Regions from separate parts of the Homo sapiens genome. Here region 1 is linked to region 2. Evidence: chromatin loops called from intact Hi-C (ENCODE). Cell type or tissue: Caco-2. All regions are shown on one strand. Links, peaks and the distances in the headings refer to the core of each region. The heading gives the core; the rest is flanking DNA. Region 1 overlaps SEMA5B (semaphorin 5B). Region 2 overlaps SEC22A (SEC22 homolog A, vesicle trafficking protein).

Region 1 (15,268 bases), core at 3,052-11,051, 320 kb before region 2:
GGAGGACGTGGAGATAAACTGGAAGAGAGCTCAGGCATTGCCCTCCATGTCTGCCCAGGCCCGAACAAAGCCCCATTATGCGTCCTGATGCATATGTGCAGAACAGTCCTCGTTTCTGCCTCGCAGGATATCTGGCAAACCAAGATCATAAATCTGTTGCAATTAGGCCTCCAGCCAGGTCGTCCCATGGAACTGTTCTGGCAAAGGTCGCTCACGAGCTCCTAATTGCCAACTCCAAGACAGCTCATCATGCTGGTCCTCTCAGCAGCCCGGGGATGCTGTCAATCACTAGCCTCCTTTTCTTTCCCAGTACCAGTTTATTAAGTTACACTGATAAATAACCACACAGGTGAGCTGATTTGATTTCCCCCACTCCTCCACCTCCAACACACACACTGCCCCATCTGCTCCTAGCTGCACCTCTTCCCTACTTCAGAGCTTGGAGGATTGGGAAGGAGCTGGGCATTCGATTTTCTTTAAGGAAGAGTGGTTTACATAAATTGTTTAATAGGGGTTAGGTACTTGGAAGTCCCTTAATGGATACTCGTTTGCAAAAACTGTTTACATTTAGATTTTTCTTTACGTAATGTTAATTATTTAAACTATCAATAAAGCATTGAGTTTTAAGTTTGCTTAAATCATGCCCTGGGGCCAAGTGGGAGAATCAGTTGGCTCCATAATGGGGAGTTTTAACCCAAGTGTAGCCCCAGGCCACAGGGAGAGTAGAGGAAGCTGGGCGGGGGCACCCTGGCCCAGCCGCCCTTGTCAGCAAAGTGGTACAGATCATTTTCAGCACTTGGTTACTGGTGACAGCAGACACTGAGAACTGAAAGCTTATAACCAGGGACCCAAAGCTCCCGGAGAGGGCACTGGCAGGGCAACCCCTGAAGTTAGGCTTTGAGAGTTACAAGTCAGGGCTTCCTCACCAGGCCAGACAACAGACAGGAGGACCGGGCACTGAAGACCAGAGGCCAAGGTCTGCTCCAGGGGACACTGGATGGCACACCCCAACCTCTTGCTTGTTCTCTCCCCTCTGTGGACAGATGGTACACACCAGAGTGGGAACGTGGACATAAAATGTATTTATTCCCTTAGTTCTGTCACAGTGAATCCAGTCTGAAATCCTGAGGTCAGGCCCCTAAGAGACATGCTGGGAAAGGTGGTCAACCAGTTCCTGGTGCTTTGGGGGCTTGTCTGTAGGGCCCTTCAGGGAATGCCGTTGGAGCTGAGACCCTGCTCCAAGCCTGAGCTATGGGCTGCCATAAGCTACCTGCCCCAGGCTGACACCAGGTCAACACTGACCTGGATGAACCAAACCCCAGAACTCAGTCATCAAGCGCAGTCTTAACAGCATTGCTTTTATTTCTGTGTATCTATTTCTCTTCCTCCCTTCAGCCACATTACACTCCTAGAAGGCCTTCATCTGCACACCACAGGAACCAAATAAAAACCCAGCTGCCTGGAGCTCAGGGTGGGACCCCTGGGTCCACTTCCTCCCGCCCACTTTGAACCTCCTCTGCACTGGCTTCCCCCAGGCCCTGACCTGCTGGGTTTGGCAACTTGGCTTACTTTCCGGCCAATGGAAACTAGGCTCTGGACTGGCTGCCTGTGACTGAGCTCACAGGCCACAAGATGCTGCTTCTGGGGAACTTCCCCTGCCTTGCTCCAGCCCAGATCCCAGGAATATGCTGCACAGCCCCTCAAGGGAATCGTATGTGATCCCTTATGTGCATATTCCTTGCGGCAAGGTACTGGGCCTGATTCACTTTAGAACTCAAATGCCTTGTACCATGCCTAGGATGAGACCTGGCCTTTAGTGGTTATTCAACAAATGTTTATTGGATGGGTGGATGGATGGATGGATGGATGGATGGGCAGGCTGGCTAGTAAAGGTATGGATAGAAGGACAGATGGACAGACAAATGGATGAATGGCATTTTCTTTCAACTTGCCCTAGTTCCTCCCAACCCTTCCCTTCCAATGGGCACAGATTTTCTGCTTCCTTATACCTCCCCTCTAGCAACCAGCCAAGAACTGCAATGTCCCTGGGTGTGTGGACCCAGGTGTGGCCAGAATGTCATACCAGCTCCCCAAGAAGGTCTCCCTTGTGGCAGTGAAACTCTATACCAAACAGCCCAGCAAATGATTAAGTTCTAACTTCTGATTAGGTTAGTCACTCATCATGTTTTCCTGAAGGCCAGAGACTCTGCATTTCTTATAGTCTCGTGGCCCCCTAGCCATGAGTTCTGGTACACAGTAAGTGCTCAATGAATGCTTAATCATTGGGAGACTAGAACATGTCTCCTAGACATGAGAATTGAGGCTCTCCCCTCATTGAAGAAGAGATGGCCTTCCTTTCTCTACAATATTCAGCCTCTGCAAAGATGGTTTGACATCTGTTTCTCAATCTGGGATAAATGTTCTGGACCAAGGAGTCCCATTAAAACGCCTCTCAGAGCACTTAGGGAATTATGCTTGGGAAGTCCTTCTTGGCAGCAGATAATAAATCAATCACAGCTCAAAGAAAATGCTGAGTTAGAATGGGATCATTCAGACTGGGCTAGGAAAGGAACTAGGAACACCCTTTCCGTGGAGGCCTGAACTCAGAGACCCTCCTGTGGAGCCAGGTCTGGGGACTTACAATAACCAACCAACCCAGTTTGCCCAGTATTGTCCCAGTTTTTGCACTGGAAGTTCTGCATTCTCAGTCCCAAACAGGGACAGTTGGTCACCCCAGCCTGGCATTCTTTTTCTCCCTTCCTCATTAGCAGCCTCGCTGCATGATGCAAGAGCCTTGTGTGCCTCTGCGTATATGTGAGCCACACCCTCCCTCCACGTACATTGCGGGCAGTGACTCTGATAGCTGGGGTCTGAGTCCATGGCCAGTGAAAAGAACAAGTGGCTCCTGTTTTCAACTTTAGGGGCTGAATTCTGAATGGCGCCACTTGCGTTGCCCTGCCTTGGGCTCTGGAATAGGGGAAATTATAGGAAGGGAAGGGAAGAAAGCAATCGTACCTGAAGAAGAGAGACATTGGCAAGGCTGAGTCTGAAGAGGTAGTTCCTGTGAAAATGGAAACAGACATCCTAAGTGACGCTGGTTCTGCAGGCAGGACCCAGGGAGCAGCCTCCTGGCTTGGGCCTCCTGGGACGCCAGGACTGGGTGCTGATTGCCTAGGGTCAACCCCTAAGGAGAGCTTTACCTCCATTTGCTCACTTAATCTTCACACAACCCTGGGAGGAAATCCAGGAAGCTCCAAGTTACAGATGAAGAAGCAAGGTGGGTAAATGGCCCAAGTCACCAAGATAGTAAGTGAAGGAGTTAGGATTGAAACCCAGACTTTCCTCCAAGTTCCATGCTGTCTCTGCTCCCAGCCAACTCAGCTAGCCCTGGGAGGAACCCCTTGACCCCACCTTTTCCAACCATGGAGGCTGTTAAATGTAAAGCCTCACAGCACTCTTACAGAGATGCAGACAGCCAGCTTCCTCCTACTCTGGCCCTCCACCCTGACTCACCCCTTCTCACACAGGCCAGCCATCTCTCCTGGCTCCACATCCCGGGGTCCTGAGTCCGATTTGTTTGTTCATCTCCTGCAGTCTCTCCAGCAGTCAGTGACTCCAGGTCTGACCTTTCTGTGGCCACCTTTCTGGACCACCCTCTCTCCTCTAACCCAAACGACCCCATCCACCACCTCACCATCCCTCTCCCCACAGTCCAGCCTGCACAGGGCTTCCAGACTTATCAACCTCAAACAGTTTTCACCTTCAGTAACAAAGAGGATACTACTAGTAGTAATAATGATATCAGACACTTATTGAGTATCATAAGTGTCAGCTGCTGCTGAAATTTGTTTGCATGGATGCTGGAGTCAGAAGGCCACCATGCACAGACAGGGAGAATTCCAGCTCAGCCACCTGCCACCTTCTGAGAGTCTCAGTGCCTGCATCTGTACAATGGGGAAGTGAATGGCTATCTTTCTTATTTCACAGGACTGTGGAGACAGAGGAATGGTGTGATGCACATTTAAAGGCTCTGTTCATGCTGAACAGATGCAAAGTCTTGATTTCCCCCACCAATTTTCTTTCTTTGGTTCTTCTGTCTTCTTTGGGCTATTCCTATTTTGGTTCCTAAACTTTTTAGGAACAAAGATTTTAGAAAGTTCTGGCCTACCTCAGCTGAGGAGGGAAATGAGGGGAAAGGCTGTGGAGTGGGACCGGAAGAGAAAGAGGGCCCCTGCTGAAGGAATCCAGAGCCGGAAGGAGATGCCGCAGGCCAGGAGGCTTCTCTTCCCAGCTCTGGCTCCAGGCCCAGGCCCCACTCATCTTCTTTGCTGTCCTGGGGCTGGGCGGGCCTCCCAGGTGACCTTGGCTCCAGGCCTCTGCTGTCCTTCTCCAACCCCCTCCCCAAGTCCTTAGCAGAGCTCTCCCTATCCCACCCTCCTGGCCTGGGAACAGATAAGCTCCAGCTTATGGCTGTGCCCCAGCTGCCTGCTTAGGTAACACAGGCATCTGCTCACAGCTTTAACAAATTAGGGGAAACATTGCATCACTTTATTCATTTTTATCCCATCAAAAATCATTCATCACAACATCGCAGTCAACTCTCCTGGGAGCTGGAATATGAGAACAGAGAGAAATCTCTGTAGCCTGACCCACCCTAAATCCCTTTCGGAACAAGGGAGGGTTATAAATGAATAAAAAATTTCCCTAGCCTGAATTCCAGAGATCCAGGGGTCAAGAAGAAGGGAAGACAATGTCAGGCAGAAGAAAAGGAGGAAGGAAAATGAGCTGGAGACAGGAAAAGAAAGTGGCCAAAGACCCACTACATTGGCTCTAAGAAGCCTAAGGGACCAGGTCTAGAATTGAGTTTCCCTGTCCATCTGAGGGCATAGCCAGGCTCAAGGATGCAGGAAAAAGTGTCCCTCCATCTTTGTGTGGGAAGCCTCCAGACAGAAAACATAACCACCTTCTGGGGAAGCCGCAGAGCGGATGAGGAAGAACAGTGTGACCACAGTCACAGGGTAACATAACCTCTCTGAGCTTCAGTTTCCTGGTCCATAAAATGGGGGTACATAGAACCCACTTCCTGGGTTCACCCACTTGTGAAGATTCAATGATTTACTGCAGGCATGATTTACTACATGTATTAGATTAAATACATGTGTGATTTACTACCTTTACTACATGCAGTAACTGACTTACTACATATATGACATATAAAATAGTGCCTGGCACATGGCCGGTGCGGAATAAATGGCAGCTTTTGAAATGCTTTCACAAGGTTCAGAGTAGAGTCTTCGGATGCTACCATTTGGGTTTGTTGAAGTACACATGTAAAACTAGTGAAATCAGAATTAGGTTGAAGGATCACATCAAGGCCAGTTTCCTGATTTTAATGTTGTCCTACAGTTATGCAAGATGTTAGCCTTGGGGGAAACTGGGTGAAGGGTATATGGGATCTCTATTATTTCTTACAACTGTGTGTAAATCGACAGTCATCTCAAAATAGAGAGTAAAACAATTACTCTCTTTGCTGGGAAAATAAAGTCCATCCTCCTGTATAGTTGCATATGGACAGACTCCCTCTGGGGGCACAGTCAGGAACCTCACCACTAGGTGAACCTTCAGTCAGGGGTCCTGCTTGTTTGAGGGGGTGGCCCTGCTTTTCACCATATACTCCTTTGTACCTTTTGAATGTCCTACCATAAGACAAAATAGTTAATTTAAAAATTAAAAAATTAAAAGAAAAATGCTTTCAGGCCCAGCTTCACAGCAGCCCTGTGAGACTGGTGGCACAGAGACTGTAACCCAGACTTTACAGATGAGGAAACTGAGGCTCCAAGGTCAAGATCCCCCAGGACAGGAACCCAGCTCATCCACACCTAATCCAGAGCTGTGTTCTTGACTTGCCTCATTTTCATACAGCAAATGAAGGGGTGGAGACACTAAAGAAAGCTCCAGGGCAAGGATGGTCAGCTACAGCATGGCCCGGAAGTGCCCAACCCAGTGGCCATCCTCTCCCCAACCCCACACCCACTGAGTCAGAACCTCTGGGCTGCAGAGCTGAAAAGTAGTGCAGTCCCAGGCGATAACACAGACAGACCTGCAGAGAAACTCTAGGCCTGGGTTAAGGAGACCTGGCTGTAGTCCCCACACCCTGTTGTCATCATGCTATGTGATGCTGGGAAGGTCACCTTCCCCTCTCAGTGCCTCTGCTACCGCCTGTTTAAAATAAGGACGGTTGGATGACACCAGAGATTCTCAAACTTGAGTGTGGTCAGGCCACCTGGAAGGGTTGCTAAAACACAGGTTGCCTCTTCCCAGAGTTTCTGACTCAAGAGGTCTGAGAAGGACCCAAGAATCTGCATTTCCAACACATTCTCGGGTGCTGCTGGGCCAGAGACTGCACCATGAGAGCTACTGGGGTCGGCCCTCTCTAAGCCCCCTCCCTACCAGAGCCAATGTTCTGTGGTTTCATGAGGAATGAGCTCCTCCTAGTCCACCCAGAAAGTCTCCACAGGTTCCCCCAGAGAGTACTGTCTGTTGATATTGGATCTGAACAGTGGACTAAGAGGTCAGGCCAAAGGTAGGTGAGGTCCTTCGGGAAAGGTTCTACCCCTACCCAGCCGTCCCAGGTGCAGGCCGCCGGCTGGCCGGCAGGGGGCCCCTGGGCACCTTCTCTGCATGGAACTCCCGGGGAATTGGCCCAGAAAACCATTCTGACAGCCGGGCAGGGACCAGGCAGGGACCGGGCAGGAGGTGGCCAGCAGGCGTCCCTGCTCTCACTAACTGCCAACCACAGGGGCCTGCAGCTGGCTGAGATTGCGAGGTCAAGAGTCACCCCCACCCCCACCCAGCCGAAACACGCTTCCTCCTGTGGGGGGACAGACATCCACAAGGAGAGGGCCCAGCAGAGAGGATGGGGCCCAGCACGCGGGGCTGCCCAGGTGAGTTCATCCTGAATAATATTCCCTCTACCCAGCTCCAAGCCCCTGCACTTCCCACCCCGACCCTTCTGCCCCTTGTTACCTGGCTCCCACGATGAGCTGGTTCCCGGAGGGGTCCAAAGCCAGCTGGGAGAAATCCCGGGCTCCAGGGTAGGTGAAGTTAGAGACCCACGGCTGCAGGTCTGGTGGAGGGAGAGGCAACCCTGTGGTTACTGTTGGGCCAGAGGCTCCCAGCTGCATCGCAGCAGACCACAGAACAGAAGGGTGAAAGTCAGGGGGAAGTGGGGCGGTGGCACCCGGGAGACCTGGTGCCACCTGCCCACCTCTGTGTGCCCCTAGGGACTTGGGAGTGGGTGTTGTAGTCATTCTTCTGCCACACTCCTTAGCTCAGAGGAGGGCACTACCCTCCCCACAGAGGCATGAAGGGATACTTATACTCGCCCTTGACTTCCCCCAGACCTTCACTAGCCACATAAGTACACACTGGTAAATCCTGCCTGTTCTACCTCTACACTGCCTCTGAAATCCATCCACTTTTTTCCCACTGTATCCCACCTACATCCAAGCCACCACCAGCTCTTGTCTGGAGCAGTGCCAACAGCCTCCTAACCAGCCTGGCTTCCAGGCCTGCCCCTCGAGTCCTTTTCCCACAAAGCAACCTGAACGCTTGTTCTCAAATGCAAATGTGGTCATGTCACTCTCCAGCCCAGAACCCATCCATAGCTCCCAACTACCCCCAGGAAAAGTCCAACTCCTGCGAAGGCCCTTGGGTTCTGGTCCACTGTCCTCCCAAGTCCAGTGCCTGGCACAGTGATTATTTACTGATCCCCTGAAAGAATGATGCTTCACCTTTTACATTCCCTAAACTCTCCACCCCAGCCACACTAAAACACTTCACACTTCCCCAAATCCATCCCACAAGAGCCTGCAAACCTTTGTGCTTCTGTTCTCCCTTGATGGAACAATTCCTGTTCACCCCCATCCCTACCTCCTCCAAGAAGCCTTCTCTGACTGCTTCAAGCCAGGCTAAAGGGCTCCCATAGTCTTCTACTTTACTGCCACACTGTGTGTCTAGCCTGGTAGTTTGCCCTGGGGGCCAAGAAAGACTTTGCTTCCTAGATCTCCAGGCTCAGTCCAGCACCTAGCAGTGTTTGAACGAATATATGAATAATCCTCAATTCCTTCTTGTATGAGGGGAATTGGATTTTCAGACAAGATTCTGCAGAGGTGGGAGGTGCAGAGATTGGGCGGTCAGTGTCCACCCTGCCTCCAAGGAAGGTTGTTCCCAATCAAGGCCTTTCAAAGGGACTGGGTGGGCAGAGAGGAGACCTCACGGCCTCTGGGCGGATGGGGAGTGGTCTGGGAGGGCCTGCTTAGAAAGTGCCAGCTGACTCGCCCGGTTTCCCTCCTGCTGGAGACACACTTCTCCCTTCTTGATTCACAGCCTCCTGATAGCTCTCCCTCAGCCTATGCATGACCCATGGATGGGTGGGAATTGGCAGCAGTAAGGAGAGAGCCATGGAGCAGAGGAACTTTCATGCCGCTGTTGGTAAAGATTCAGGGTAATGGGAGGCACTGTGCTTTCTCCCCACAGTGCCTTAGCAACTGACTCACAGAAGGGCCAGGAGAGAGAGAGAGATAGAGAGAGAGGCAGAGAGAGAGAGAGAGTCTGTGTGTGTGTAATCCAAAGGAAATAAATCATTGCTCATTATCCCTCCACTACAGAGTAAAAGCAGCCCTTCATTTCTGCACGACAGGCAAACATTTAATCGCTCCCTGGAGAACTGGAGGTTTTGTGAGTTGGATGTTTTTCAGAAAACTGTGATAGGCATGATTAAAAAAAGAAGAAGAAAGAAATTCTGCAGCAAAATGAAGCAAACCCCTTGGGCCTGCCTTTGCCCCCAGCAGGTGATTATAGGTTGGTGACTATAGGTTGGCAAGAATTGTCATGTAGTCACGATGGCTTTTGGGCAATATAGGATAAGAAGTGGATCTGGAGTCTGGTGGGTTAGGTTTTTAGCTGACCTCTCAGAAATCCTGGATAAATATTACATTACCTTAGAAATGAAACCAAGGATCCTCCTCCTCCAGGAAGCGTTCCTGGATTACAACCTCTCCACCCTGATCTTATTTTGCTCCACATTCTCTCTATTTTTCCATTCCATTCACATTGTATGTTATGGTGTATTTGACCACTCTGAATGTGGTCAAATATTTTCTGTGTGTGTAGGGCAGGGTCTTCCCTGTCCCTATGAGACTGGGTGCTCCCTAACAGCAGCAAGCACCTTAATTTCCTCCTTCCCTTTCAACAAGGGCATTCCAGATGTAGGCAGCTAAATGAGGGAGGAGGTGGCATGACGGGTCTGCAGTAGATACTCCATCTGGGGACTTCCCAGCTCAGTCTTCACTTAGGCCCTTTCTTGGGGAGGAGGGGAAAAGAAGAGGAAACAGGGTACAAGATGGGATAAAAATGGGGAGGTGGGGGTGGGGGCATGGAGGGTGGTGGCCTCTTCCAGTTTCCGTCCCTCTCCCAGTAGCCCTCACCCACATGGGCAAGGGGGATGGGGGAAGTGGGGAGAGAAGGAGCCGGGCATAGCACGGGGATCCTAGGGGGGCCTTGGGAAGGGAACCAGCCTGCTCGTATTAAACAGGCCAAGGGGACCAGAGGGAAGGCTGTCTTTAAAACACCAAGCACGTTCCGAGCTCTGTGTGCGGCAAAGGCTTTGGACGGTGACTTTAAGAGAAAAAGACATTCTCCATGACACGCCTGTGATTTTAATTATAGTCAATTCAATTACCCACCTTGTGGATTAACCACCGTCATTTGTTAAGTCCAGGCTGGCTTCTCCTGCTGCCTGGAAAGGTAACACTGGCAAATGAGAGAATATGCAGGCTGAAGAGAAACACAGCTTGGCCCCCCTTAAGAGAAACCCACAGGGGAAAATTTAGCCTTACAAAACAGAAAAACAGCAGTCAGATTCTGTGACTGGCAGCTCCTCTAGGGTATTTAGGGGTTATTCACAGCTCAGTCAGGTGTCAGGGGAGAGGGAAACTCACAGTTACAAGGCTGGCAGCCTACAGATTGGTCAGAAAGGAAGTGTAACATCCTAGGGGGCTTGGAGGCTGGGGTTGGTGCTGTCCTTGATTAGGGCAACTTCTCCTGAACACAGCATCCCCAGAGCACAGTCCTTTGCCCAGCATGAATTGAGTCCCTACTGTGTGCTCAGCTGTGCTAAGGGATGTGGGAACACAAGAGAACCAGTCCTGGTCCAGGACCAGAACCAGTACCAGCTGGGCTGAGGGACCAAAGGCAGTGACTTTTAACCAACAATACGAGATCATTAGGTACGCAGAGGAAACTCTTGTTCACCTCTGAGGCCCCACAGCATCCCCTTCTGTGCCTGGCACAAAGCAGGGCCCAATAAAAATTCAGCAAACGGATAGGAAAACTCAAAGCTGTCAGAATGGGGAAGGGGAGAGGGGCATTCCTTCATTCTGTAGGAGGATGGGGCGAGAAGTCAGATTCATTCAATGCATACCTGAGGGTCAAAAATGGTCTCAAGGAACCCAGGCACACACAGAAGACATCTCCCACCTCTCTGACTTCCTCCCCCAACCCAATTTGCACAGATGGAGACCTGATTGGTCGGGAGACAGGGATTCCCCAGCTCTCCTTCCATGTCCCTGCCCCCAGACTCAGCCAAGCCAATATTGCCCCCAACAAAGCCCCTGGGAGGAAATGTTTCATTAGGAGCTGCCACAGAGGCCCCAGTGTGAGGAGGCTAGCCCTAAGAATCCACTCCTTCTGTCCCCCTCTGTCCTCTTCAGTGACAGCCACCAGCACTCCAGGAGCCATCAGAAGTCTGAGGGTGTGCACGAGTTTTGCAGGCTTAGGACATTGTTAATTTACTTTAATCCACTTAAGCCTTCAAAGCCTTGGATCCCAGCTCAAACAAGACAGCGCCGAGAAGACAGCTGGAAACCTTCCTCCCTGAGAGGAGCCAACCCACAGCTGGGAATCCCACCCTTCCACAACACCCCCAGACTCTCATTCATACTGCCTCTCCCACCTCTCAAATCCTAGGCCTCATTGGTTGATTTTTCCAGCTGGGTTCCATCTTACCCCACCCACTCCTGCAGGATGGGGCTCCGCATGTCCTCCTGTATGGGCCACCAGAGCATAGAGCAACGGATCGCTCTGCAGTGGGCAGTGGACAGAGCACTGCACGTGGAATCAGGAGCCCAGAACTGAGGACTGGCTCTGACAAGCCTCTCTGGCCCACCATGCCTAGGCCTTCCCATCTGTAAAAGGCAGTGACGATCTCCTGGCACTGCCTCCCCAACAGGGTTACTATGAGGAGGAAACCTGCCAGTGTCCCTCAAACTTAAGAACCTAGGAACCCCTGAGACTACATCTGCAGATCCCAGTGTGAGCTGCCAAGTAGGTGGTGGTTCAAGAAGTACTAATGTGACTGTAACACAACCATGACCCCCCCCAAACTGTGTAACAGATCGTGAGAGAATGTCTGGTATTTGTGTTTTGTTTTGTTTTTTTTTAGCAAGTATTAGAATGTATATACTAATTTTAGAAACTCTTATCAAGAATTTACAGACCCCTTGGAATATGTCCAGTGATTTACAGATCCCAGTTTGGGAAACACTTTCATAGGACTTTCTCATACCCTCCCTTGACAAATAGAAGGAGTTATGAGTCACCAGGGCCCTTGCACCGGGGTTTCCCAAGACCCTAAAGAGAGGGATCCCTGCAGCCCCTTAGAGCAGAAGGAAGCTTTCCAGAGATCTCCAGGCACCTCCTAATGCATGAGTCATGCTGAGACCCCTGGCCACCCCCAGCCAGGGCATCCACAACTTCCTTTTCTAGCAAAAGACTCCCCTTACCCCAGGTTGGCATGCATGAAGGGCCTGAATAAATTACGGAGAGACAAAAATTAGACCCCTCCAGCCCATTGCTGCCCATCCTTCTTAAAACATCCAGCACCAGAGGAAGAGTCTCAGGACCCCGGGACGGGACCCAGCAGTTAATGAACATCCCAAGGACATCCAACAGCCAGAAACATCCTGCCAAGGTCTGACCTAAGTCCTTCAGGACACGGCCATTGCAAGACAGGGCCAAGTAGGAAGCAACTCTTACCTTCAAAGGCCACGGTGGGGTGCTTGCTAAGGGCGCACAGCTGCTGCTCACTGCTGGGCTCACTGGAGACATCCTGGGAGCTGGAGAGGTGGGACACCAGCAGTGTGAGGCTGGGCAGCAACAGCGAGACAGCCAGGGGGCCTGCAAGCACCATGATAGGCCCCTCTGCAGTCCTAGCTCCGGGAGGCAGACAGGGGAGAAGACCTGCAACGTAAACACTCAGTCTCACCAAGCGCTCCCTCCAACTGGGCCCACTTCCCTCAATTTCCTTGTGGTTACAGTGCCCCCACAGGATTTGAAAAATAAATTTCTATTGTATTTATGTTACTCAGAGTTTGCTCTGCTCTAGTAAATGCGAAGATATAGATCACTCCCTGAAAGCTAATTTCCCTTGTAATAGCATTCTGTACAAAACTGACAAATTATAGTGCCTTTTCTATTTATGATCCCAAATGGTTTAAAATTAGTTTTAATGATAAAGGTAGTATCTTAGGGATTTTAATAAATGGAGCTGAGGCCATGGGTAGCTATTTGTAAAATGATAAATCTGGATCCATAACTCATACTTTATATACTAGGAAAAAATTCAAATAGACAAAAGATTTCAATGTTAAGGATAACAATCATAAAAATACTAGAAGAAAATTCAGGCAGGATCCTTTATATCTTGGCATGGGAAACCATGGCTCAAAATCCAGAAGCCATCAAAGAAAAGATAGATAAATTTGACTACATTAAAAAACAAACACCTGCACTTCCCCCTCCTCTCCCCAAAAACAACATCAATCAAAATCATAAGGAAAATGACAAACTAGAAAAAATATTTGCAATTCATATCACAGACAAGAGACTAATATTCCTAATATATAAAGAACTGAAACTGCCTTTGCAAAAAGTATGACAGTGCAGGAAATCTGACCTAACAGACTCCATCTTGCTTCCAGCCTGCAAGTTGCCCTTGCTCATTCCTAGGCCTAGGCCAAGCTAACTGTGGAAGGAATTTAGTTTACAGTTTAACTTTGAAGCAGAGAAGATTACAGCCCCTTCCCAAAGCAAACCACCTCCTTGCTTGGAGATCAGATCTCCTTTATAATACTAACAAATTAGCCACATTATAAGACAGTATGGCTCAGGAGTCATTCAGCCAGATGTCACAAGATTCCTAATTGCTCCTATAGATAACATTATTGTAAAACCTCAGATTGGTGTTCTAGGTATTTTTCAGACCCTGCATTCTGTTGGATCTGCTGATGCCACCCAGACTGATAAACTGGTTCATCTGACCTTGTGGCCCCCCGACCCAGGAACTGAACTCAGCACAAGAAGACAGGCTTCAACTCCCTGTGATTTCATCCACGACCTAACCAATCAGTACTCTCCACTCCCTAGCCCCACTGCTCCCCAAATTATCCTTTAAATTTTGGGGGAGGCTGCTTTGAATAATGATAAACTCCTGTCCTTCTGCTTAGCTGGCTTTGCATCTATTAAGTTCTTTCTCTATTGCAAAAACCCGCTGTTCTCAATACATTGGCTTTTCTGGACAGTGAGCAAGATGAATTCATCGGGTGATTATAGAACTTCTAGGAATCAAGAAGGAAAAGACTAACAATCCAGTAGAAAAATAGGCAAAGAATATACATACAAACAAGGGCTTAAAATATGAATGACACTTATCCTCACTCATAACAAGAGCAACACAAGTTAAAACATAGACTGAGATACCACTTCTCATCTATGGGTTTAGCAAAAATCCAAGTTACTTGCTGCAGTCTTCCGGTGAAGCAGTGGGGAGAGGGCCACTACCATATACTACTGTAGGGGTTGGGGTGTGCAAGATGGCACAATCCCTGTGGGGTGATCCTGGCAATATCTGGCAAAACCACCCATGTATTTACCCGTTGACCTAGCAACCTAATTCTTTGAGTCTACACTCTTTCTCCTTGAAGTGTGTTCCACAAACCAGTGTCAATTCACACACTGGAACAACTCCACAGTCACAGAAATGCAGAGATTTGAGAGTCAGTGTTTAAAAATCTTTACAATAATTTGACAGAGTAATTTTATGTGTATTGAATCTAATAACAAAATATTCAGGTTTGTATGTTGCATGTTTTATTTCAATTCATTTCTCTAGTAATTTACTTTTATTGAATTTTACGTAAGTATCCATCTGTGACAGATTGTAAATTGAAAAATCAAACCTGCCTCTTCACAGATAGTTGAGAGGCAAAAACAGACCACAGAGGCACCTGCACATGTGCAAAGTGACTTACGAATGAGATTGTTCATTGTGCCATCCTTTGAAAGAACAGAAAGGCAGAAAACAACCAAATATTCAGAAACAGGAGATTGCCCAAATAACCTAGGGTGTATCTTCACAATGGAATATTATGCAGCTGTTAAAAAGTGTGAAGATTTTCTCTATTTATTTTATTTTATTTTTAGAGAGACAGGGTCTTGCTCTGTCTCCCAGGTTGGAATGCAGTGGCACGATCATGGCTCACTGCAGTCTTGACCTCCTGGACTCAAGCGATCCTTCCAGCTCAGCCTCTCTAGTGGTTGGGACCACAGGCATGCACCATCATGCCTGGCTAGAGGGGCATGCTCTGTTGTAAGTGGAGGGGTCTTGTTCTGCTGCCCAGGCTTTCTGTAGGTTTTGATATGGAAAAATATCCGTATCAAAAAAGTGAAAAAAGCAAGATGCAGAACAGCTTATTAGCATGGTAACTTTTGTGAAAATAAGACAGTAAAAATAAGAACACATGTATTTATATTTGCTTATATTAGCATTGATATACACTAGAAAAATAAAACAAAACTAATCTTTGTAGGTTATCTATAAGTAGCAAAATGGGAATCAAGGCTTCTCAGTAAATACCTTTTTATATTATTTTCATTTGTGACCAGGTAAACATATTGGCTACTCAATAAAGTTTTAAGATTTAAGAAACTTTTAAACAACTAGTTTGGGTTCACTAAAACTCCTGGAAAAGCCCTAACATTTGTCTAACTTGTCGCCTTCCACCTCCTCTCTCCTTCGCTAGTCTGTCTAACATGTCACCAAGCCCCGCTGACCCTACGTCTCGCAAAGGTCTCTAACCCAGAGTGACCTCCTTGGTGTCATTTTCTTCAGCAATGAAATGAAAGGTTGAACTAGATTAGGGATCCCTGA
Region 2 (15,268 bases), core at 2,382-10,381:
ATTCAAATACGTAGCACTGAAGTTTTTCTTGGTATCTAAGTTTAAACTGGGGAGGCTTAGGATGGGTATAGTTTTTTTAAGTTCATAAGTTTATTTTGGAGTCCACAGTAATATATAAATTAGATTATTTTCACTTCTTAACTTTGCTCTGAGTTTAGAGATGGTAATAAGTTTTTTGTGAATTGATACCTTATGAAGGCATAAGCTTTTTTCACATTGGCTTATATTACATGTATTTCTTTAAGGCTCAACCTTGAAACAATTACATTAATTAGGCTAATACCAACCTGGAAGTAATTTGCATATGGCACATTAGAAAAAAAATGGAATCTTTTGATATCTCAGTAGAAATGCTGACCTGGAAGTTAAGATACCTGGGTCCCATCTGCCAGTAACTTTGTGACCCTGCATGGGTTATTTTACCTTCTTGTATCTCATCTTGCAATTCTGCAAGATGAAGATTTTAGACTACATAAGCCCAGGGGCCATTTCTTAGGTCTTAGGACAGACAATCTAAGATTTCTCGGATTCTAAAATTGTTTGTAAAAGCTTCTACAAAGCAGAAGTCATCAACTTGCTTTTATTTCTTATCTTCTTTCCCATAGACTTGTTGATGCCTTTTAAAGAAATTATGTCCCTGCTGGCCAGGCACGGTGGCTCACGCTTGTAATCCCAGCACTTTGGGAGGCCAAGGCAGGTGGATCACGAGGTCAGGAGTTCAAGACCAGCCTGGCCAATGTGGTGAAACCCCATCTCTACTAAAAATACAAAAATTAACTGAGCGCGGTGGCAGGTGCCTATAATCCCAGTTACTCCGCAGGCTGAGGCAGGAGAATTGCTTGAACCTGGGAGGCGGAGGTTGTAGTGAGCCGAAGATTGTGCCATTGCACTCTAGCCTGGGCGACAGAGCAAGACTCCATCTCAAAAAAAAAAAAAAAAAGAAAGAAAGAAATTATGTCCCTGCTAATACTTAACAGAACTTTTTCATTTATTTAGTGACATATCTATGCTAAGGTGTGGTGCTTACTTTCTTTCAAAAGAAATAAAAGCATTTTTTCTGATTATATGCTAATTCATTGTTAAAGAATTAGGAGATCCTACAAGACAGTGCCATAAAATAGAAGATAATAAAGATTAAATAACATTAAAAAGTGGAGAAAGAAAATAAAAAAGTTATAAATAAATAAAATAAAAATAACAAAAAAGAGTTGGGGGAAATGTATAAAGAATAAAATAAAAATTATCACCAAATTTTCATACATGTACATGTATCCATTATGTCCTTTTTTCACTTAATATTAAAAAGTAAATATTCCCTAATTATTATAAACATTTTAATAGTATCCTCCTAATACATTGTGTGGCTATTATATGAGGCTTTTGTTTACCTTCATCCTCATCTTTTTTTTTCTTAAAGAGACAGGGTCTCGCTGTGTTGGCCAGGTTGGTCTTAAACTCCTGGCCTCAAGTAATTCTCCCACCTTGGCCTCCCAAAGTGCTAAGATCATAGCATGAGCCACTGCCCCTGACCCATCCTCATCTTTAAAAGAAAATGTCCTTTATTTGTTTTCAGAGCAATACATTGGTACTCTAGTATCCCCTAAAGGTGAATAGTGACATTCATAAAAATGTGTATTGGAACTCCTTACCTCTGCCCTCTTCTTCCTCTCCTCTGCCTTCCTTCCTGTCTCTGTTTCCCCACCTCTGTCCACTCCCACTTTTGTCCTTGTTCCTAACCTCTGCCCACCTTCCAACCTCTGGCTATTCCTTCACCTACATTTCATCTGCTGGTTCCCTACTGGCTCGTTTCCCTCAGCCCTGCTGTTCTTTAAAAAACAAACAATAACAAAACCAAAAAAGCCTCTTTACGTATGCTCTCTTCTAATTTTTTGAGAGAGTAGACTACATTTGTTGTCTTGCTCCTTTACCCTCTATTTCTTTTCTTTTCTTTTTTTTTATTATACTTCAAGTTCTAGGGTACATGTGCACAACGTGCAGGTTTGTTACATATGTATACATGTGCCATGTTGGTGTGCTGCACCCATTAACTCGTCATTTACATTAGGTATATCTCCTAATGCTATCCCTCCCCCCTCACCCCACCCCACAACAGACCCCAGTGTATGATATTCCCCTTCCTGTGTCCAAGTGTTCTCATTGTTCAGTTCCCACCTATGAGTCTTAGTCTACTATGATCTCTTTTCTGCTCCTGTAATTCTCTCAGATATCCACCATTAAGCTCACCAGTATCCTTTCAATTGCCAAATACAGCAGAAACTCTTTAGAGTCTTATCTTATGTACCCTCTCTGCCTCATCTGTCATTATGTTCTTCCTTTTAAACATTTCCTTGTTTAATTTCAAAAAATGAATTTTATTTCAGGAAACATAGACACAAGTCACTGTTAATAGTTTAATGTATTTACATTTTTCTTCATGACAAATCTCTCATCCGTTCATTTTTATGAAACTGTTTTCTCCCGTTTTGTTTTGTTTTGTTTTGTTTCTCTCTTTCTCTTCCTATTCCTCAGTTTATTTGATACACTTTCTTCCTCCACCTGTCCTTTACATAGTGGCATTCTCCAGTATTCTGTCCTTGGCTTTATATTCTTCCAACTCCATGCCCTCTTCTTGGTTACTTTCATAATGGCCTTTTTGAAAAAATACACATACATTTATACATACACACACACATACACACACACACAGTAAAATATGCACATAAAAATTTCAAAGCCTATAAGAGTTGATATTTTCACAGAAAAGTAATTGCCTCCCAACTTTCTTCCTCAGAGTCATCCTTCTAGGGAGATTATGTGCCTATGCTAGTATATAGGTATTTATATATTTACTTATGCAATTATTCTTTTAAAATTTTTATGAAAATGATAGCATACTCAATACTAATTTGCATCTTTTTAAGTCTAAAAATATGTAGGAGTTTATTTCACATCAGTACACGGAGATCTATTCTTTTTAGTGGCCGCATGACTTTTTATTAAATATTTGCGTTTTCCTTTTGCTGCACCACATAACATCTTATTTTGAAAGAATTCAAACTTATAGAAAAGTTTAAAGAACAGCAGAATTAACATCCACCCCATATACCTACCTACCATTTTACTTTCTTCTTTCTTTTTTTTTTTTTACTGAGTCATTTCAAAGTTAATACTGTAGGTATCATCTCAGTTTATTCCAAAATTGAATTCAATATGTATGTCTTAAGAGCTAAGATATTCTTTTACGTAATCATAATACCTTAATCACACCAAAGAATTTAACATTAGTATAGTATTACCTAATAGAAAATCTGTATTCAAATTTCCATAGTTGCCCCCAGAATGTTCTATATAGTGTTTTGTTCCTCTCTCTAATCTAGGAGCTAATCAAGAATTGAGATTTTTACTTGGTTGTCATAGGCCTTTCATTTAACTACTATTAAAATAGAAGACTGCCAAGTTAGATCTCTGGATCAAACTCTTTCCTGAAGCAGACTGAAATATCTGCTAAGTATAATTATTTGGATGTCCCACTAGCAGCTCTAGAATAGCATGTCCCACAGTGAGCTCAGTATTTTCTGCTCTTGAATTACTTTTCTTCCATATGCCCAACTTAGTGCATGGTGTCATTCAAACGTTGCCTAAACAAGAAGCCTCTGAGTCAATCTTAATCTCCTCCCTCTTTGACACTGTACGCACTACTTCCTTTGCCTTTGATTCTCTTCCTACCTTGCCTACCTGGTTCAGCCTTTAAGACCCAGTTTAAGCTTTACTCCATCTAGGAAGTCTTCCCTGGCCTTTCTTTTTTCTCTATGCAGAATTAGATGTGTCTCCATTGGGCTCCCTTAGTATCCTCTACACACACCTGTGCCATCAGTTATCACTTTGGGTGGTAATTATTGACTTACGTATCTGCCTTAATTAGAGTGACCTCCTTAAGTTGGTGTGGACTTAACTCTTCTTTTTCTTTCCTTTTTTTTTTTTTTTTTTTGAGGTGGATTCTCGCTCTGTCACCCAGGCTGGAGTGCAGTGGCGCAGTCTCGGCTCACTGCAAGCTCCACCTCCCAGGTTCACACCATTCTCCTGCCTCAGCCTCCCGAGTATCTGGGACTACAGGTGCCCGCCACCACGCCCGGCTAATTTTTTGTATTTTTAGTAGAGACATGGTTTCACTGTGTTAGCCAGGATGGTCTCGATATCCTGACCTCGTGATCTGCCCACCTCGGCCTCCCAAAGTGCTGGGATTACAGGCATGAGCCACCGCCCTGGCTGGACTTAACTCTTTTCTGTACTAGGGATAGTAACAAAGTACCTGGTTTGTAAATGCTTGATAAATATTTATTAAATGGAATAATATGCTAGTAGACAGTCTTCTCTGTATCAATTAAAGATTTTTTAAGTGACACAGACAGTAACCCCAGGGAGACAGGAGTTAGTGAATGTTTCTGAGTACTTACTATGTACCAGTTACTTTTCTTTGTATTTGCAAATGTTATTTCACTTAATCTCTACAACTTTTATTTTTCAAAAGAGGAAATTAAATAAGTGTCCCAGATTATAAGTAAATATTTGAACCCAAGTCTGACTGACTCTAGAAATATGCTCCTAAGTGTTTTAAAGGCATTTAAGGCCAGGCACGGTGGCTCACGCCTGTAATCCCAGCACTTTCGGAGGCTGAGGCAGGCAGATCACTTGAAGTCAGGAGTTCAAAATCAGCCTGGCCAACCTGGTGAAACTCCACTCTCTACTAAAAAGTACAAAAATTGGCCAGGCATGGTGATGGGTGCCTGTAATCCCAGCTACTTGGGAGGCTGAGGCAGGAGAATCGCTTGAACCTGGGAAGCAGAGGTTGCAGTGAGCCGAGATCGCGCCACTGCATTCCAGGCTGGGTGATAGAACGAGACTCAATCTCGAAAGAAAGAGGCCGGGTGCAGTGGCTCACGCCTGTAATCCCAGCACTTTGGGAGGCCGAGGCGGGCAGATCACAAGGTCAGGAGATCGAGACCATCCTGGCTAACGCAGTGAAACCCCATCTCTACTAAAAATACAGAAAAAAGTAGCCAGGCATGGTGGCACGCACCTGTAGTCCCAACTATTCTGAAGGCTGAGGCAGGAGAATCGCTTGAACCTGGGAGGTGGAGGTTGCAGTGAGCCAAGATTGTGCCACTGCACTCCAGCCTGGGTGACAGAGCAAGACTCCATCTCATTGAAAAAAAAAAAAAGGAAGGAAGGAAAAGAGAGAAAAGAAGGAGTGATTAAGAGAGTTAGTCTAAATTTAGAGAAAACTATAGTATCCAATTGTAGGACAATAAATTATGGTATATCCCCACAATTAAAGGTTATATAATCATTACAAATCGTGTGGTTGAGGAATATTTACTGTCTTGGGAAAGTGTTTGTGTAGTACTGTGAAGTACTAAAAAGTAGTATATAAAAGTATCAATCTATTTTTTAAAATGTGTCTACATATACAGAAAAGACTGGAAGGAAATACATGAAAGGGTTGGCAGTAATTTTCCCAGAGTTGTGGCATTTATAGGTTATATTAATTTCTTCTTTGTATAATCTGTATTTTCCAGATTCTCTACAATGAACATGAACTTTTATAATCAGAAAAAAAAAGGTCATTTAAAAAGTAAAGGACTAAAGAAAAAATAATCAAGCAGAACTTATTTAAGGTTTTAGAATTATTAAACTGGAAAGGTTTGGTGTTGGCCTTCCTTGCCTCTGGGGTGCAACTGGCCTGAGCATCCCAGGCAGATGAGTGGTTCCTATTTTAAGATCTTCTCACTAGGATAAGCCAGCTTTCCTCTGCCTTACAATCAGTTGCCCAATAACCAGTGCAAAAGGAATTTTTCCTTTATACTATTTTATGAAGAAATGATAATGAGATACTCTTCTGTGTCTTGTGGAAATTATCATTGTATAAAGAGGTTTTTTTTTTCTCTCTAATATAAGAAAAGGGCCAAATTAATGTTCCTGCCTGGAAGAAAAAAAAATGTAATGCTCCTGCCCGAACTTTATCTTTTACTGTATAAAAACATTGAAAGAAGTCGATAATGTAGATATTTAAGAAGAACCAAAAAGGCATAGGAAAGCATGGGTTGTTACATGTCTCCATTAGTTTTCTTTTCAGAGACATTCTATGCATGAGGTATCTCTGTTTTTCCTCTGGGTGGCTGTTTTTCTAGCATAGCATGCAAGACTGATTAGTCTTAATTTTTCACGTTGGGATTTAGCACACTCTAGTGGACAGTAGCTTTTCAGTTTTCACAGTTTTTAAAAAAATCATATCAAATTACTTTATTGGACAATTCAGTGATATACTTACTAGCAGTAAAGTTTGTCAGTATTTGAATCAAGTAATGACCCTAGTGAGCTGGAGTAACTTTGTCAGCCACTGGGGTGTTGTACATTTTTACATGATTTTTTTAGCAGTAGGAGGAGAGGCTTTTATCGTTATGTCAGAACTTTTCCCCAGTGGTTTTCCTCTTTTGAGTGGAATGAAATTGATGGGGGTGGCCAAAATGAAGAGGAACACTTGTACCTCTACCTCACACTCTTTAGGTCTTAGAATGTGCTTTATGTTTTCATTTTAGGACTCTTGAGAATTTCTATATACCAGTGTGTGACAATTTTGACTGTTTGTAAATATTGTTACATCCTATCTTGATGGATTGTTTCTGGAAATGGGCTCCCACCGGAAACAAAAATAATCTTTTATTTTGCTTTTGCAGAGTGATGGTGATGATTTTAATTACATCATTGCATTTTTCCTTGGAACAGCAGCCTGCCTTTACCAGGTAGGTTTTCTTCCATTTTAAAGAAACACTTACCATTATTGTTTACTTCGGGTATCAGTTCTAACAATTGTGCATTTTAAATAAATTATTAAAACTCTGAGTTCTTTGCTTCTCTTTTAATTTGAGCCTCTTTTAACTTTGTGACCTATGTCTCCATTTTGAGTAGACATACATCCCAGTGAACCTGATGTTAACCTTCTTCCTGTGCTGAGGCTTCAGTGGTGGTATGTCATCTGCCTATGGTAGTAAAGACTACTTCTAGGCTGGGTGTGGTGGCTCATGCCTGTAATCCCAGCACTTTAGGAGGCCGAGGTGGGCAGATCACTTGAGGTCAGGAGTTCAAGGCCAGCTGGCCAACACGGTGAAACCTTGTCTGTACTAAAAATACAAAAATTAGCCGGGCATGGTGATGTGTGCCTGTAGTCCCAGCTACTTGGGAGGCTGAGACAGGAGAATTGCTTGAACCCAGGAGGCAGAGGTTGCAGTGAGCCAAGATCGCGCCACTGCACTCCGGCCTGGGCAACAGAGCGAGACTACATCTCAAAAAAAAAAAAAAAAAAAAAAAAAAAAAAAAAAAAAACTACTAGATTTTCTGGTGGTTGATTATTCAGCTTCCAGGTTCTACTTATACTCTAGGCTGAGGATTTTGTATTGGAGGGAAGTTTTTGAATAGAGAACAGCACAGTAAAAACAGGATTTTAGGATTCAATTTAGCAGTAATGAATAGAATGGACTGTAAGAGCAGAGAGACTGGAAGCAAGGAAATTGGTTTGGAATTATTACTACAGGTAGAAGGTAATGAAAGCCAACATATGGTAATGGCAGTGAGGATAGAAAAAAATAGACATTGAGAAGGAAGACTCACTGGGACTTGAAGACTGTGAAACTTAAGGAGGGAAGAGATTTTGCACCTTGGTGACATGGAGACTGATAGTCACATTTCCAAGGCCAGAGGAGGCACACATTTGTAGGAAAGGAAGTTACCAGTTACCCAAATGCAAGAATGTCTTTGTTAAAACGTGTTACAGCAAGCAAGGCTTTTTGACCTAACTTTTTTGTAAGTGACACATTTTTCTAGCTTGAATTAGAAAAAATGTTAAGAGTCAGAACTGCAAATATAAGACTACCTAAAGTTCAGTGGACGTCTTTAGGGACGTATTTTGAATATATGTATTTGACTTTTATGTAAAGACATTAGACATTTTAGTTCCAGTGGCCTCATTTTTTAAAATCACTTGATTTTCTTTTTCTTTTTTTTTTTTTTTTGACGGAGTCTCGCTCTGTCGCCCAGGCTGGAGTGCAGTTGTGCGATCTCGGCTCACTGCAAGCTCCGCCTCCCAGGTTCACGGCATTCTCCTGCCTCAGCCTCCCGAGTAGCTGGGAATACAGGCTCCTGCCACCATGCCTAGCTAATTTTTTGTATTTTTAGTAGAGATGACGTTTCACCATGTTAGCCAGGATGGTCTTGATCTCCTGACCTTGTGATCCGCCCACCTCGGCCTCCCAAAGTGCTGGGATTACAGGCGTGAGCCACCGCGCCTGACCAAAAAAATTGCTTGATTTTCTTAACCATTTATATTATCTTCAGAAATTTTCTGTCAAATCTGACAGATTTAATGGTGATGAGTGACACTTCATGCAGGAAATGTGAAAACATATTTGTTAATGTCACATAGTGCTTTAATTTTATGAAATATTCTTGTATATATTTTCTATTTTAATTTCTATCCTGTCACAAAAGGGATAATATCTCATTTTTTAAAGTGAGAAAACGGAGACAGTTTCAGTACTGTCCTGAGATCACATAATCAGAAAGTGGTAGAGTCAGTACTTAACTCTGGGTGTCTGATTTTCAGTATTGTGTTCTGTCTACTATATCATGCTGTCTGTAGGCAAAATTCCTAATTTGTGTAATTTTTATAATGTAATAAAGTTATAATTTTATAACTATACACATGATCTCATTTGATTTTTATCTAAAACTGTGAGGTATTTAATATAATTTTATGAATAATCATTCTTATAAAATACAAGTTTTGGTTGCTTTGTCTTAAGTAATTGTAAATGCTTAGTAATAATGGCAGAATGTATTGAGCTCTTATTTTGTGTTAAGCCTTTTATAGTCATTGTACCATTAAATCCTCACAAAAAGGAGGATATACCATTATATCGTCCTCACTGAGGTATAGACAGTTCTTATAGCTTGTTAGTGACTTAAACCCAGATCTTTGTGACTTCAGAGCAGGTGACTACCAGGCTATAGATAGGCATACCTCTGTTACACTTCCCAGAACAGCCTCGAGTAGTTCTGAGAGTTGCTTCGTGGTAGAGTGGTGTCACTCAGGTGTTCTTTTACTTGAGAGAAGTAAACAAATTCATGCTTTAAAAAAGAAAAGCAGAAAACTAATTTCCTTCATATTGAAAGGCATGAAACTGCCTGCTTTCTAAATATGATGAGCAGGGTGATAATAATGCTGTTTTTTTCCCCCACAGTAAAACTTAAGTAATTATGTTTTACCATATAACATGCTCTGTCTCCAGTTGTCAGGATATTTTTAAATCCTCTTTAGATCAGATCTGAAAAGCCATTACCACATGGTTTGTCATCTTTTTCTTCAGGATGCAGGTGCTTATGGAAGCCCAGAGCTCAGCCTGATAGGATTAATCTTGATATGGAACATTTCAAATAGGAAAGCAAAGGATCAGTGAAGAAACTAGAGACTTCCTGTTCCCTCAATGTTTTACTTTGAAAACTTGAAACTTACAGAAAAGTTGAAAAACCAGTATACTTAGAGTCATCAATTGTTAACATCTTGCAACACCTTCTTTATCTCACTCTCTATGTATGTGCATATAGCGTGTATAAACACACCATCCCCGACTTGGAACTTTTTTTACTTTCTAATGATGCAAAAGTGATATGCACTCAGTAGAAACTATGTTTCAGGTACTCACATGACCATTCTGGTTTTCAGCACACTATTCAATAAATTACATGAGATAATGAATATATTTGAATAAAATAGGCTTTGTATTAGATGATTTTGCCCAGCTGTAGGCCAAAGTTCTGAGCATGTTTAAGGTAGGCTAGGCTAAGCTATGATGTTTGGTAAGTTAATTGTATTAAATACATTTTTAACTTAGGATATTTTCAACTTATAATGAGTATATCAGGATGTGACCCTATCGTAAGCCAAGGAGCTTCTGTAGTTGTTTTTAAAGTAAGTTTTAGACATATGTGTATGGGTAAAGTTTTTCTAATTAAACTTTTTATTTTGGGATAATTGTAGATTTACGTGGAGTTGCAAGAGAGATCTTACGTACCCTTTACTGGTTTCCCCCAATGTTACCATCTTGCAAAACTATATAAAACGGTATCACAACCAGAGTATTGATACTGATACAGTCAAGATACAGAACATTCCTGTCACCACAGGGATCCCTCATGTTGCCTTTTTATAGCCATATCCACTTCCTTAATCTAACCGCTCCTTAATCTCTGGCAATTACTAACGCATTCTCCATTTCTATAATTTTCTCATTTTAAGGACATTATGTAAATGGAATTATATAGTATATAACTGGCATAGTTCAGAATGCTATAAGAAAATACCATAGATTGGGTGGCTTAAACAACAGACATTTCTTTCTCACAGTTCTGGAATCTGGAAGTCCAGATGCTGGCACATCATGTTCTTGCTGAGGGCCCTTTTCCTGGCTTGCAGAAGGCTGCCTTCTCAGTATATCCTCACACAGAGAAAGTGCTGAGATCTCTTCCTCCTCCTACATAGTCATTGATTCCATTATGGGGGCTCCGCCCTCATGACTTTATCTAAACCTAATTACCTCCCAAAGGCCCCAGCTCCTAATACCATCACATTAGGGATTAAGGGCTTCAACATTTGAAGTAATCTTTTGTGATAGGCATTTTTTTGTTGTTTTTTTGGGACGGAGTCTTGCTCTGTCACCCAGGCTGGAGTGCAGTGGCGCGATCTTGGCTCACTGCAATCTCCACTTCCCAGTTCAAGCAATTCTCCTGCCTCAGCCTCCTGAGTAGCTGGGATTACAGGTGCGCCACCATGCCTGGCTAATTTTTGTATTTTTAGTAGAGATGGGGTTTCACCATGTTGGTCAGGCAACTTCTGACCTCGTGATCCGCCCACCTCAGCCTCCCAAAGTGCTGGGATTACAGGCATAAGCCAGATAGGCATTTTTTTAGTCAGCATAATTCTCTGGAGATTCAGCCAAGTTGTTGCATAATCAATTATTTGTTGCTTTTTATTGCTGAGTAGTATTCTATGATATGTATTCAATGTACTATTAAATGATTTGTTCCTTTTTTTTTTTTAAAGACAAGGTATTGCTCTGTCACCCAGGCTGGAGTGCAGTGATGCCATCACAGCCTCACCGCAGCTTTGAACTGGGCTCAAACCTCCTGAGTAGCTAGGACTATAGATGTGTGCTGCCACACCCAGCTAATTTTCTGATTTATTTTTGTAGAGACGGGGTCTTGCTATGTTTGTTGCCCAGGCTGGTCTTGGACTCCTGGCCTTAAGCAATCCTCCCACCTCAGCCCCCACAAAGCTCTAGGGTTACAGGTGTGAGCCACAACATCCAGCTTCATTTACTTATTGAAGGATATATGAGTTGTTTTAAAATGTTGGCTGTTATAAAGCTGCTATAAACAATTATGTGCAGGTTTTTGTGCAGACATAAGTCTTCAGTTCTTTGGGATAAATGCCTAGGAGTACAATTGCCAGATCATGTGGTAGTTTTATTAAGAAACTGAAAAACTTTTCCAGAGTAGCTGTACCATTTTACATTCCCTCCAGCAATGTGTGAATGATCTAGTTTCTCTGCATCCTCACCAGCATTTGATATTGTCACTATTTTTTATTTTAGCCACTCTTTTAAGTGTGTGGTGATAGCTCATTGTGGTTTTAACTTGCGTTGTTTAACATCATTAGCTAATGATGCTAAACATTGTTTCATGTATTTGTCATGTGTATATTCAGTGAAATGTCTACATCTTTTGATTTTTTTTTTTTTTTTTAATTTGTGACGAGTCTTGCTCTGTCACCCAGGCTGAAGTGCAGTGTCATGATCTCGGCTCACTGCAACCTCCACCTCCCGGGTTTAAGTGATTCTTCCGCCTTAGCCACCCGAGTAGCTAGGATTACAGGTACCCACCATCATGCCTAGCTAATTTTGTTTGTTTGTTTGTTTTTGTATTTTTTTGTAGAGATGGGGTTTCACCATGTTGACCAGGCTGGTCATGAACTCCTGATCTCAGGTGATCCACCCACCTCAGCCTCCCAAAGCTCTGGGATTATAAGCGTGAGCCACCGAGCCCGGCCTTGCTTATTTTCTAATTGGATTCTTTGTTTTTTCACTGTTTTTCTTAAAGAGTTTTTTATACAATTGACCCTTTATATTTGTGGGTTCTGCATCCATGGATTAAACCAACCATGGATTGAAAATATTTGGAAACATATTGCATCCATACTGAACATGTACAGACTTTTATTTCTTTTCATTCCGTAAAGAATATAGTATAACAGCATTAACATTGTGTTAGGTATTATAAGTAATCTAGAGATTAAAGTATACAAGAGGATGTGCATAAGTTAAATGCAAATATTGTGCCATTTTATATCAGAGACTTGAACATCCACAAATTTTGATATCTGAGGGAGGTCCTGAAACCAATCCCCTATGGATCCTGAGGGACAACTGTATATTCTAGATACTAATCCTTTGTCAGAAAGGAAGTGTGCAGGTATCCTTTCCCAGTCTATGTTTTTTTTTAAAAAAAAATGGTTTCAGATCAGTCTGTATCTTGTCTTTTCATCCTCTTAACAGGTTTTTTCCCAGTCAGTTTTTTTTTTTAATGGTTTCAGATCAGTCTGTATCTTATCTTTTCATCCTCTTAACAGGGTTCTTCACAGAACAAAAGTTTTTAATTTTGATAAAGTTCAGTTTATCAATTTTTCCTTTTATGGGTCATGCTTGTGGTGGTCAAGTCTAAGAGCTCTTTGCCTAGCCTAAGTTTCTCTACTATGTTTTTTCTAGACCTTTTATTATAGTTTTATATTTTACGTTTGTGATCCATTTTGAGTTAATTTTTGTATGAGATGTGAGACTTAGATAGCTTCAACCAAGGTTCCTTTGTCTATATTGCTCCAGCACCATCCATGGCAAAGGCGATTTTTTTTCCTCCATTAAATTGCTTTTGCACCTTTGTAAAAAATCAGCTGGACATACTTGTGTGAGATTATTTCTGGGTTCTGTATTTTGTTGCATTGATTTCTTTTTGTCTATCCTTCCACCACTACCACATAGTCTCGATTACTGTAGCCGTATAATAAGTCATAAATTTTCTTAGTAGTTTTATAGAACTATTCAAATTATGTTTCATGTTGAGTGAATTTATGGTAGTTTGTGTTTTTTGAGGAAATGGTCCATGTTATCTAAGTTACCAAATTTATGTGTTTAGAGTTGGTTGTAGTATTCTCTTACTGGCCTTTTGATGTCTGCAGGGTCTGTAGTGGTATCTCCTGTTTCATTCCTGATAATGGTAATTTGCATGTTCTCTCTTTTTCTTTGTCAGTCTTACTTGTTAATTTTATTGATCTTTTCAAGAACCAGATCTTTGTTTTATTGTTTTTTCCTACTGTTTTTATGGCTTCAATTTTATTGATTTCTGCTTTTATCTTTACTATTTTCTTCCATATGCCTGCTTTGCATTTATTTTGTTCTTTTTCTAGGTTCTTGAAGTAGGAGCTTACATGATTGGTTGAGAATTTTCTTTTTTATAATGTATGCACTAACTCCTAAAGATTTCCGTCTTAGCACTTCTTTAGCTGTATTCCATAAATTTTGATATGTTTTATTTTCATTTTCTCTTATTTCAATTTTTAAAATTTCCTTAAGACTTCCTCTTTGACCTATGGATTATTTAGAATTGCATCGTTTCACTTCTAAATGTTTGAAGATTTTCTTGTTATCTTTCCCTTACTGATTTCCAGTTTGATTCCATTGTGATTAGAGAACACACATTGTGTGATTACACTTCTTTTAAATTTGTTGAGGTTTCTTTTATGGCCCCAAAATATGGTCTGTCTTGTTATATGTTCCATAGCCACTTGAACAGAATGTGTATTCTGCTGTTATTGGGTGTGTTCTGTAAATGTTTAGATCATGTTGCTTGGTATTGTCAAGTTCTGTATTCTTGCTGATTTTCTGTCTAGTGTTATACCAGTTGGCTAGAGAAGAGTATTGGATTATAGATTTTTCCATTTTGTACTTCAGTTCTATTGCTTCATATATTTTGTAGCTATGTTGTTTGGTTCATACACATTTAGGATTGCTGTGTCTTCTTGTTGGGTGAGCCCATTTATCATTATATATGTTCCTCTCTGTCCCTGGTTATTTTCTTTGCTTTGAAATATTTTGATATTTATCTGGTATCAATATAGCCACTTTTGCTTTCTTTTGATTACTGTTTATGTGATAAATCCTTTTCCATCCTTTACTTTGAACTTTCCTATGTTATTTAAAGTGAGTTTCTGACAGACAGCATGGGGTTGATTCATGTTTTTTAATATCCTGCCAATCTCTGTCTTTTCATTGCTGTACGTAAGTCATTTATAGTTAATGTAATTATGGATATGTTAGGACTTTTTTTTTTCTTTTTTCTTTTTTTTCTTTATCTTCCTGTGGGTTACTTTAACATTTTAAAAGATTTCCATTTCAGTTTATCTGTAGTATTTTTTAGTGTATCTATTTGTATAGCTTTTTAAATGATTGCTGTAGGCATCACGTAATACATACTTAACTCTTCATGGTCTTCTCGTGTCAATATTTTACTAGTTCAAGACACCTTATCTCCCTAGATGTGTTTTTGCCCTCCCCTATTTATAATTGGCTCAGATATTTCCTCCACATATATTTAGAACCACATCAGCCAGTGTTATAATGATTTTTTTTTAACCATCAAACATAATTTAGAAAACTCAAGAGGAAAAGGAAAGCCTATTGTATTTACCCATATTTTTGCATACCATGTCCTTTTTTCTTTCCCAATGTTTCAAGATTCCTTCTTTTTAATTGTTTTCTTTCTATTTAGAGAGCTTCCTCTAACCATTCTTTTATGGTAGATCTGCTAGCAGCAAATTATCTTAATCTTTCATCTGATAAATGTTTTTATTTTCCTTTTATTCCTAAAGGATATTTTTGTTGAATACAGAATTCTGGATTTGGCAGTATTTTTTTCTTTCAGCACTTGAGAAATGTTCTAGTTTTTTTCTGGCCTCTGTGGTTTCTGATGAGAATCCCACTGTCTTGTTACCGATGAGAAATGAATTATCTTGTTACTGTCAAGTGAAAGTGGGTGTCCAGAGTCCCACGTGTTCTCCACTGATATCACAATAAGAGGGTAGAGGAGGGATTCATTGCCATCTAGTGGG

What was found. Hi-C counts contacts between places; a loop is a spot of excess contacts. Peaks named below come from ENCODE experiments on the same cell type or tissue, not always from the same donor. Only the 100,000 strongest peaks of a DNase experiment are listed, where the experiment ranks them.
Region 1: it touches region 2 in a loop (18-fold over the local background); 72 of 110 quality-filtered maps call a loop at or near these places.

Annotation. Positions count from the first base shown.
Region 1 is chr3:122,936,410-122,951,677 of GRCh38, forward strand. SEMA5B (semaphorin 5B) reads right to left here. Exons shown (of 23, transcript NM_001031702.4): 3 at 12,097-12,300; 4 at 7,027-7,126; 5 at 3,016-3,061. Among named protein-coding and RNA genes, the nearest start is that of LINC02035, 58 kb to the left of the region's middle. In Caco-2, for the core only: CTCF peaks have their summits at 5,587 and 6,675 (motif pointing right); a DNase peak (open chromatin) is centred at 6,682.
Region 2 is chr3:123,252,790-123,268,057 of GRCh38, forward strand. It overlaps SEC22A (SEC22 homolog A, vesicle trafficking protein), which reads left to right. Exons shown (of 7, transcript NM_012430.5): 6 at 6,735-6,800. Among named protein-coding and RNA genes, the nearest start is that of SEC22A, 58 kb to the left of the region's middle. In Caco-2, for the core only: a CTCF peak has its summit at 6,265; no DNase peak of the experiment used is centred there.